2 separate regions of the Homo sapiens genome follow, and region 2 is linked to region 1. The links are chromatin contacts, found by Hi-C or POLR2A ChIA-PET in ENCODE. All regions are on one chromosome and are shown on one strand. Each heading gives the region's core, a stretch centred on a gene start or an enhancer-like site at or near the end of the contact. The rest is flanking DNA. Distances are from core to core; before and after follow the strand shown.

Region 1 (5,115 bases), core at 1,888-4,387:
TTACCTGTGCATAGAGTTGTTCATATGTGGTGACAGATGTTGGGCTGTTATTTAGTAACTTCAAATTGTTTTTCTTTGCGTCGGAGCCATGTCTAGGTTCTGAGTGCTTCTCCCAGGTCAGATGGAGAGCTCTTCATTTGGGGTTGGGGGAGCGGGGTGGTGTTTTCAGGTGCCCAAGGCATTCCATGCACATGCACCTGCAGGGTATGTGTCATCTGGGGTAAGACAGAGCCCTCCCGGTTCCTCTTCTGGATGTGTGCTTTTAGTTTTTAAAGAATGTCAGTATATACATTGCCATTTATTCAACAAATACGGACTGAGCATTCTGTTGTGCTGACGTAGCTACTTGGGGTTACAGAGACAAAGCCAACTCCATTCTCCAAATGGAAAACAAATGGAAACATTCTAGTGGTAGAAACAGACAACAAACAAGTAGACAGAAAATAATGTCAGACAGTGGTAAGTGCTATGAAAAAAATACAGACTCACTGATTGTGATGGAGACTTTTAAGTTGGATTCTCATAGAAGGCCTTTCTGAAGAGGGGACATTTGCCCTGCCACTGTGAATCAGCCATGAGAAGACGTGGAGAGGAACATGAGGTGGTAGGCCCCAGCGAGGGAAAGATCTCCATGATGGCATCGATTATTCGCTCCACAAATATTATTGAGCACCTGCTGTGTGCCAGGCACTGTTCCTGGTGTCAGGGTTATAGAAGTGGACAAAATGAGGCCTCTGCCTCTGTGGAGCTTTTATTAAAGTAGGGAAGGGGATGGGAGGGCTGGGTCACATGTTAGGTGTGGGGTACAGGGTACGTGGTGCCAGGCAGGTATCCGGGTACCTTTTTACGTAGGGTATTCAGAGAAGGTCTCTAGAGAGGTGACATTTGGACGAAGACCTAAAGGAAAGGGAAGGGAAAGGCGAGGAGCTTGGAGAGCTTGGTGCATCTTGGTGGGGGATGGGGTAAACTGAGTCAGTTATGTAGGGCCCTGGAGGCCACGGTGAGGACTTCGGCTTTGACTCTGAAAGGAGATGGCAGAGTTTGGAGCTGGTGTGTACGTTAACAGGACCATGCTGGCAGCTGCGTTAAGAGAGACTGTAAGGGCAAGGACAGAAGTAGAGAGACCAGTAGGAGTAGGCTGTTGCCCCAGTGTAGGGCAGAGAAGATGAACCTTAGACCAGGATGGTGGAGATGGTCAGTGGAGAGAAGTAGTCAGAGTCTGGAAGCACCAGCAAGACTGTCTGGTGCACACAGGATGCACGTGGGATGTCCAGTGAGGAGGATGAGATGAGGTTGGGTGGCTGGAGCCTGGTGAGTGACAGGCAGAGAGGGCTATTAGATCACATGGGCCCTGGAGCCATGGTGAAGAATTTGGATTTTGTTCTCTGTGTTGGAAAGTTAGCAGAGAGCTTATATGGGGGGTGAGATGGCATAGGGACAATGTTAATAACAGCAACGAATATTTATTGAGCACTTACTGTGTACCAGCTGTTGCAACAGCCTCTCAAGGGTTCGTTCTGCTATTAGAGCCATGTTATAAATGAAGAAACTGAGGCACAGAGAGGTTAGCTAACTTGTCCAAGATCACACAGTTAGGGACAAACTTGACAGAATTATGTGTGTCCTGGTATGTATTTCAGTTTTCTTTAGGGAAGGTACCACAACTTTGGGTAACTATGCCCCTACCCCAGGATTTAAGATGTTTTGATGGTTGAAGGGCGATGTTTAAGAGTGGGACCAGAGAATATTGAGGTATTAAAATCTCACTAAATCTGTATTCATTATATCTGTATTCATGGTATAATTCATGTGCCTCCCCCTTTCGTGAGCCCCTCAAACATGATCATGGATATGTTTTCTCCACCCGTAAAGTACGTTCATATTCATAGAAAACCCACAGAGAACTGCAGACCTGAAGGTTTCTTTGTAAGAGCTTTCATTGGATAGCTAGAAGGGCTGCAGTAAGTTTAAAAAAAAAAAAACCCAAACCACCCTGGATTCCAGGCTGCACAGCCTCTAGGAGGTGTGGGTAATCCCTTTATAAAGCTTGGCATAATTTCTGTTAAGACTTGCTTATTTTGCTCTCAGCTTGCTATCTTGATATGTTTGCCTTTGAGGAGGTTAGAGTTATTGTGATTTAATCACAGACCATGTATTTCGCAAGATTCATTTGGTATCTCCAGCTTGTTTTCTTGTTTCCTCGGCTGTCAGTCCACAGGCAGAGGTGGGAGGCGGCCGGCATGGGGGACCGAGTGTGGTAGAAAGGAGTGTTTACTTAGCGGAGGGGAGTGCTGAGGGCTGCTGTTACCTTCCCAGAATGGCTGATCCCCAGCAGTGATGAGCAGGCTGGGATCGTGGTGTTAAATTTGGTATTTTCTAGAAATATATAGCAGGCTTTCCCCTCCACCTGCCCCCCTTCAAGGTTTCGAAGCCTTGTGTTTTGCAAGAGTTGAGAGGGGAACAGTTAATAGCTTGGATTATCTTGTCTCTGGAGAGAATTTATGTATCAATTCACCGGAAGACTGCTCTGGTATTAGGGCAACAAGAATGGTTTTATTTCTCCCTTCCTTTCCTGCACTCTGTTCTTATGTAATTCTTGTATTAAAACCATTCCTGGTAAATTAGAACATGCTCTTGTATTTGGGCCCTGCTTTGAAGAAGGCTGCTGAGTCTAAAAAGTTTGGTAGCCTCTCGTTTCTCATGGTGATTTCTGAGATTTCTAGGGACTTGGTGTTTTACAGAGCTTGTTGAGTTGCACAAACCAGCCTCCTTGGCCCTTCTAGGTGATAAAAGATGCTGGGCTGGGAGGGCAGCTGTGGAAAAGGGTGTGGGCGAGGGAGACAGTGCTTCATCCTGCCTGGATGAAGCATGTTGGTTGTTGGTTTATTCATAAATTAGAAAAATATATTAAGAATTGAAGTTGTTCCTTATCTCATAAGATTTCTAGCAGGCTGCATAAAGTCTGTAGATGGTAATATCCATTTAAAAGTGGACAATGAAAAAATTACCTCTTTGGGAGTTGTGTTGCTATCTCTACCCCAATTTGGCAATCTTTAATTAACTTGGCAACCCCCGTTTTACCAACAAAGAACAACCTTTGATTAAAAAAAAATAAAATGTCAGGGAGTGAAAGATACGGAGTGTGACTCAGCAGATGGGAATTCCTTTAATAACACGCTGGGTGTTAGCGTTAGAACCGCCACTGAACAGCTCTGCAGGATGCCCTCCCAGCCCTCCCTCCACCTATTTGGATTAGACCAGGAGACTGCAGCAAACTTCTCAAGGGGAGGCGAACTTGGTGTTGGTATCTGAGCGATTGTCTGTTTCAATTGTTTCCCTCTGTCTTGGAAAACACCGGCACAAAACACAAATCCAGTCCCAGTTCCTGCAGCTGCTGGGGCGAAGCAGGCTTTTTATGAATGAGGCCCAGAAGGGGGAGGAGAGGGCTTGTGTTACAGCAGCAGTTGGGTAATACATTTCATTCACTTGCAGCCATCTAGCCCAGGCTTCATTTTAAAGGATATTGTTCATTTTTGGCAATTCAGATTAGACTTTTTTTCTTCCTTGTGCAACTGTTGGTAAGTTAGAACACGAAGCATGTGTGTGCATTCTTTTTGCTTGCTTTTTTGAGTGTTTGCTCCTTTAGTTGGGATAAATGGTAGGAGAGGTAGGAAGGCTTTGTCATCCCCGGGGACCTTGCTTACTTCTCCCTCCCAGCACCACTTAAGAGAAGAGGAGGTGGCCTCCCTCTCCCCAACCTCAGAGCCCTCAAAGCCCTTGATAGTGAGCCTGAGCACTTGTTAGGAGGTGACTTCTACCTGGGGTGTGCTGGGGTCCACATGTGCCAGTCTCTCTGCCCTGCTCCCCGTGAGCGGCTCTTTATTTGTGGCCCTTGAGGCCCCATTGTTGTGGCCACCAAAACCTGAATTGGAAGCTGTGTGACAATGCTGGTCCCCCTCCCTGCACTGCTTCCTGCTGGGGGCAGAACAAAGAGAGCGGGCATTGTCTCTGGCATAAATGAACCTCTATCAAAACAAACACCCAGAGAGAGGGGCAGCCTGGTTACAGCTGCCTGTGTGAGCCTCGACAGTGGGCCTCATTCCTCACAAAGGGAGCTTTGAGGCCCGGAAGAGGCCTTTCCTTGATGATCGAGCTGTGCACAGGGAGCAAACCCCAAGCCGACTGCTTGTCTGTGCCACCCTCAAACAATGATTTCCCCAAATTGGACAGCCTGGGTTTGTATCCTTGAGCACGGTTTTGGGAAGAGCATTCTGCATGAGGCATTGTAGCTATGTGTATGGAGTATAATTCTGTTTTCAGGTTGCTCTGCCACAGAGGTTAAGAACTCCCTCTTCCAAGGTAGACATTGAGAACAGAGACGACCACACTGGGTTTTCACTGCAGCTTTTAAACAGGATGACTCCCAGCCCCCATCCCCGTGGCTAGCAGCAAGCAGGGACTCTGAAACACTGCAAGCCAATGGACTGAGCATCTTACTTTTGCTGTCCGTGTTTTGGTGTTTTGTAAACCCATCTGGTAATGACCCTGATGCCCCATGTCCCAGCAAGGGCATAGGTACCTGCCATTGTGCACCAAAGTCCCTTTCCTCATGGCCCTGGCTGTTCTCCTGCATGGGGTCATGTGTGTCCCGTTACCAAGTTGTGGCCCCTTTTCAACCTTGAGTGCCACATCTGGGCTGTTGTAGGCATGGGTAGTACAAGCTGGGTTTGTTACTCTAAAAATGAAAGGGAGGATCAGTTGTTAATACCTTCCTGTAGGTGCGAGAGGGAATGAGTTGAGGATTCGATCACTGTTTATAGCCAGTCTCGGATCCTGATTGTGAAGTCATTCTTTCTGGATAATAACTACTATATCCAGCATCTTGAGAGTATAAAATAAAGGCACATGTTGTACGTCATCTCTGAGATGTAGCGATGGCTTGGACTTTGGAGGCTGATGAGAGAAAACTCATGGTGGTGAGCTGGAGCAGGGTGTGGCTGGCGGATTCTGAAGGTGCTAGCCCTAGTTTTACAGCTGACCAGGGAAGGTCATTGAACCCTACAGTCTTGGCCCTGAGAGAACCTTGGAGGACTTAAGGATGGAGAAAGGTGACAA
Region 2 (5,115 bases), core at 1,550-4,049, 74 kb after region 1:
GAAGAACAGTGCTGAAAAACTAGAATTTGTAATATTTTCATTTGAGCAGAGGTGAAATTTGAAATATTTTAGAATCTTGTCTTATGATTTTTTTTCTTTCTTTGCCACATAGCCCTCCCCTGGAAATTAAATCTGTGGATTACTAGTATATGAACTGATCAGAGACATGGCTTGGGGTCTCCCCATTTACCCACTTCCCAGCACGTTATAATCCACTGGACACCTCCAAGGATGAGAGACCAGCGGGTCATAATGCGAGACTGGACATCTCTCCTACCCCATGTACACTTCAGCTGAGCAGGCAGAATTAGCAGAGTCAGGACTAGAAGTTCAGTCTAGGGATCAAATAATAATAGTAGCTAATGTTTAAAGAGTACCTAAGATCCGCCAGGAGACATACTCAGTATAGTTCCGTGGTTTGCCACATTTCATCTTATACCAGTAGCACAGGTGAAATTTGTCTTATGTGTATACTGAGGAAAACAAGTCCCTCTGATACACAGCAGCCAATAAATGACAAAGCTGGGATAGAAACTTACTTCATTCTAACCCGAGAGTCCCTGTTCTTGCATGGGCACAGCCTGCCATCCCCATGCTCTGCCTCCTAAGCAGAGGATGAACTTAAGCATCTTAAAATTTTAAACATTGACTTTCCCTAAAACCAATTAAAAAAAAAAACAAAACAGACAGACAGACATGACTTGTGCCCTTAAAAATGCAGCCAGGCTGGCATATAAATGGGCGTAGGCTGTTTCTAAATTTTTTGCTTTAAATTTTGCCAGCATAGCTTCTGGACTGGTAGTTTTGTTTGCTTTTTAATATATTTTTGACACTGTGTACAGAGGAATGCTACCTCGCGTCATCATGTCCTCCTCCCTGAAGGCAAGCCAAGGATGTCAAGGGGCCACTTCAGGGGATGTGCACCCTGAAGGTAAAGCTGCTCCAGTGGGAGGGGTTGGGGTAAATGACAATGTTAGCAGCTGGTAAATTTTTTTACATGGGATATCTCACAAGACTTATTGATGCATGTTATACGTAATAACCTGAGGCACATCAACATTTTCCACTTTTTCCTATTCTTTCTGTATTTTCACTGATACTTTTTTTCAAAAAAATCTCCAATAAGTTTAGGATCAGCTTCAAGATTTCTCTTTAGGTAAATAGATTTGTATTTTTGATGGCCATCCTAGTCCAGTGTAAAGATATGGACAAGAAACCCCACATAAAGGAAGCAAGATCGCTGGCTGCTTTCTCTAGGTAGCTTGAGTTGTATACTAATTTGTAGATTATTTCTCTTCATCGAAAAAACAAAACATTCTGCAGAGGGCAGTCATGTGTCCGCTGTGCCTCTGCTCCTGTGTGCACCATAAAACTTGAAAGTGAGCCAGAATTTGAAAATATCGGATTGGGATGTGATTTCTTTAAGCCTCTGGCTAATTTAATATAAAGTGTTTACACTTCATTTTTCTGGCAGTGGATTTTCTATGTAGGTGGTGGAAGATTTCCTGTAAGTTTTGCAAGTTCCAGGGCAAAGAGAGTTGCAATATGCAATATCTTTCTGTGGTCACACCAACAGAAAGGGCGATTTCTTAACCTGCTGCAGTTACCATGTGTGTAGGTGGATGCTGGCTATTACAGATGGTATCCTTTCAACCCTCAAAATTGTTGCAAGTTCACAGGTATGTTAATGAAAATGAATAAGTGGCATTTTTAGGAATTCCAAATACTGAGTCTTGGAAGTAGATAATCTTTTCCCTAAATGTATGCTCCGGTCAGAACTGCTGCCTACCACACCTCGTGGGTGAAACAGATATTTCGAGCATGACTGAGCTTATTAAGAGCCCTGCGGCGCTTCCTCTGCCGGGGGTTTAGAAATTTCAAAGGATGGGGGTTGAGGGAGGGAGGAGTTATGGGCATGTGATGTGGACAGGGCGGGCAGGAGGATGGAAGTAACAGGTCCAAAATGTATCTTTGGTGGCCCGGCAGAGCTCTTGCATGGGGTGAGAATGGTAATTTAGGAAGAGCAAGTCTTCCCATCTGTGAAGCAGAAGAAAAAAGTGGACTTAAGGAGAAGTTCGGGTGCTGTTTATTTAGATAGGAGTAAGGAGAGTGCAGTTGGGGAAAAGCACTTCAGAGGCTTTACTTAGACTAGCAGAAGTCTGTTTGGCAGGGTGGGAAGCAAGTGCAGTTGGGAGAAAAACGTTTTCAATAGGCAGTTTCAGAATTGGAAATTGGAGGAGGGCAGTCCATTTCAACATTTCCAACAGTATTAAAGAAAATTTGCGGGTTGTTTGTCAAAAGGGGTCATATGCTTTAAAGATTGAGAGATCTTTTCGGTGAAGTAGGGGAGCTGGGGACATCGTGATGTGACAAGAGCCGTGGGCTCAGAGGCTGGGGACCTGGGTGTTTAACCCAACTCTTGTGAGTGGTGTGGCTTTCATAGCTTTGGTTCTCTGGTCTTCACTTTATCTGCCAAGTGAAGACATTTGACTGGATGTCGTGATCTTGAGTTGCTTTCAGCTCCAGAATTCGAAGACCCCTTCCATTGGGCATTCATCTAATTTCAAAGATGCTCCCTGGCTCCAGCTCTGCAGTGAAGCAGAACAAACTGATACAGCCTAGCTTGGGGGTGGGGAGTCGGCCCTCCTTTTCCCCTCCCTTCCCAGGTCCTCTGGGTGATTGGGGGAAACTGAGAAGCCGTTCTCTTCTCCAGAGCACTCCATTTAACAAGCATTGCAGAGCCTGGCTCGTGCTGCAGTGAACAAATGCTGACTTCAGCCTTTACCCTGGGTTTCAGGTCACACTGATTGTTTGCAAAACATGTTCTTTTTTTGTCACTTGCCAGTACTTGTTCTCTGTGAGTAAAACACAAACACATCCTCAGGGATGTTGCACACCAGTTTGCAGCCTGCAGCTTCTGCCCTCTGGCCTGCCCAGGTCCTCGGCTCCGGGACGAGGATGCTCCGGGATTTCGGGAGACAGCAGTTGTTTTGACATGAATCTCAAAGTTCCTACAAAGCTTATTTCTTTGAAGAAGGCCAAAAAAAAAAATGAAACATTTTCAGATCTTTGTTTTCAGATTATTCAAGTCCAGAATGTTGGATAAGATTTTTGAAGAAGAGATTTATGCTTGAGATTCCTTTTAGTTTCTTTCTTTCTTTTCTTTTCTTTTCTTTTTTTTTTTTTTTTAGGTGACTTGGCCAGTTTGGGTTTTTACGGTGTTCAGGGAAAGGGTTAAGAAGTTAATTTGGGAAGTACAGTCATGTGTTGTACAAGTTGCTGTCTACTGATCCCTTCATTGAGCAAGTAAACTTCACACATTCTCGTGTCTGCAAAGCATGTGGATGCATGGGCAGTTATGTGTATGAACTTTTTTTTTTTTTGAGAATGGCTTTAGTGTTCAGACCAAGGATGGAATGAAAGATCACGTGTGCTTTCCACTGTAGAGCTGCCCTGCTTGTTTTGATTTTATAGTTATTCTAAGTGTTAAGTTCCTTCATCTTTCAAAGCAAATTCCTTTGATCCCTGAAAATCAGCTAATGTTTGGGAGGCAATTAAAAGATGAGGCTGTGGGGTTGGGGTGAAGGCTTCCCCAGCAGGAAGAGAGGAGAAGCCCACTGGATCTGGGAGCACGGTGCTAGGACTCTCTAAGCGTGACCTCCTTCAGTTTGGCCCAGAGTGGTCAGATAGTTTGCCGGGGCATAGGATGGATGACAGGCCTCATACGCATCACGTCTGAAGGGAAAGCCCTTGAATTTTCCACGCTACTTTTTAGTAACAGTAGGCTTTGTCATAATTGGCTTCATGTTCCAGCTTTCCTAAAACTGTAAGTGATGTTGGGTGGGCCAGCAGCAAAATAATTCACTTTACAATTTGCATGATAGTCTGGAATGAACCGAATACCTAAAACCAGGAAATAATAGTAGATATTTAATGGTTTGGGGATCAAATAAGAATTTACTCCCAGATGTTTCCTAATTAATTGGAAAAAGCAGAAGGTTGCTGGAAGGCCATCTCCATTGGGCATTTACAGGTGAAATTCACTCTTCAACTAGGATTTTACTCATGGGATGCCTGTGTTCTTCATTTGAACCCAATTTTACCTATCATCTACAAAAAAAGAAAACTATTAAGAGTTAAAAAAAAAAAAAGAGAGAGAGAGTCTTGAACTTTGAAATCCTTCATCCACGTTTTATAAAGTGTGGGGTCAGATTTTTTCCCTAGTTGAAATTGAGGAAATGAGAGTTGCCAATATGATTGGATTTGTACTGCCAAGATGGGGTTTTAGCACTTCTAATGCATTCTGGCAAGGCTGGTATACTTGTATCAAGTGCACAGCCCCACTACCACCAGCTCTACCACCCACAAAAATAAAAACTAGCAAAATAAAATATGAGCCAACAGAATTCTGTGGGAATGGCAAGTGTTTTGTTTTTGTTTTTAGTAGTAATCTTTGCGAGAACATTCCAAAGATGATAGTTTTACATTTGTATGTTTTTTTCCGAGGCACTTTTGAATCATCAGATAGATTAAATATAAGTTCCATGTATTTTTGAAGGTGGGAGTGTTCTTTGGTACAGTTCCCCCAAAAAACTGGTTCTCATGAGGCTTATGTGGTAATTCTGTTAACGAGAATGTATGATTATCTGGGATACTCTGTTCTGCTCTCCATCCTGGATAAGAGTTTACTTTGAAAGTCTAGTTGATCTTTTGTGATTTCTGCACAATGTAAAAGGTACTTTAACTTCAGGAGATAGGGCCAGCAATCAGATTTGATGATGGAAAAGAGTAGTGTAGCATTTAAGCATAATGTATACTCTATAATAAATGTTTACAAGTCCAAAAGTGTGCCATCAGAAAGTAACCAGATCAAAGGAGAGGTGACCAGAGAAGCTGGAAAGATAAGAAATAAACAAGTTTCAAGGTTACTGATCTGTAGCTGTTGCTGTCCATGCTTCTTGGCAGCTTTAATTATGACAGGGAGAGGGACCCAGAGGGAGAGAGAGAGACTGACTTACACATAAAGGCATTTTATCACAAAGCCATCTAAAACAAAAGTGTTAAAGGCACAATGCTGTGTTTAAAAAGCATGTACTTCTTTAAGAGCTCAAATTT

The links. Hi-C counts contacts between places; a loop is a spot of excess contacts on that map. ChIA-PET counts read pairs that join two places held with the same protein, here RNA polymerase II (POLR2A). Pooled maps may share reads with other maps.
Region 2: a map of stomach shows a loop between it and region 1 (2.1-fold over the local background). The contact joins two enhancer-like sites. A Hi-C loop is called at or near these places in 1 of 168 maps with a recorded cell type or tissue (stomach) and 2 of 50 pooled maps. POLR2A ChIA-PET finds 5 or more read pairs at or near these places in 8 of 52 experiments (A673, AG04450, HEK293T and 5 more).

What each region holds. Positions count from the first base shown.
Region 1 is chr15:98,797,399-98,802,513 of GRCh38, forward strand. All of the region lies in intron 2 of IGF1R (insulin like growth factor 1 receptor), which reads left to right. Among named protein-coding and RNA genes, the nearest start is that of MIR4714, 16 kb to the left of the region's middle. RefSeq lists enhancers at 1-345, 2,047-2,742. Within about 2 kb of position 3,138, at least 22 of the 41 ENCODE cell types and tissues checked have a DNase peak (open chromatin) inside an H3K27ac peak, as active enhancers do; they include A673 and PC-9, where a contact is called at or near this core.
Region 2 is chr15:98,872,177-98,877,291 of GRCh38, forward strand. All of the region lies in intron 2 of IGF1R (insulin like growth factor 1 receptor), which reads left to right. Among named protein-coding and RNA genes, the nearest start is that of MIR4714, 90 kb to the left of the region's middle. Within about 2 kb of position 2,800, at least 13 of the 41 ENCODE cell types and tissues checked have a DNase peak (open chromatin) inside an H3K27ac peak, as active enhancers do; they include A673 and PC-9, where a contact is called at or near this core.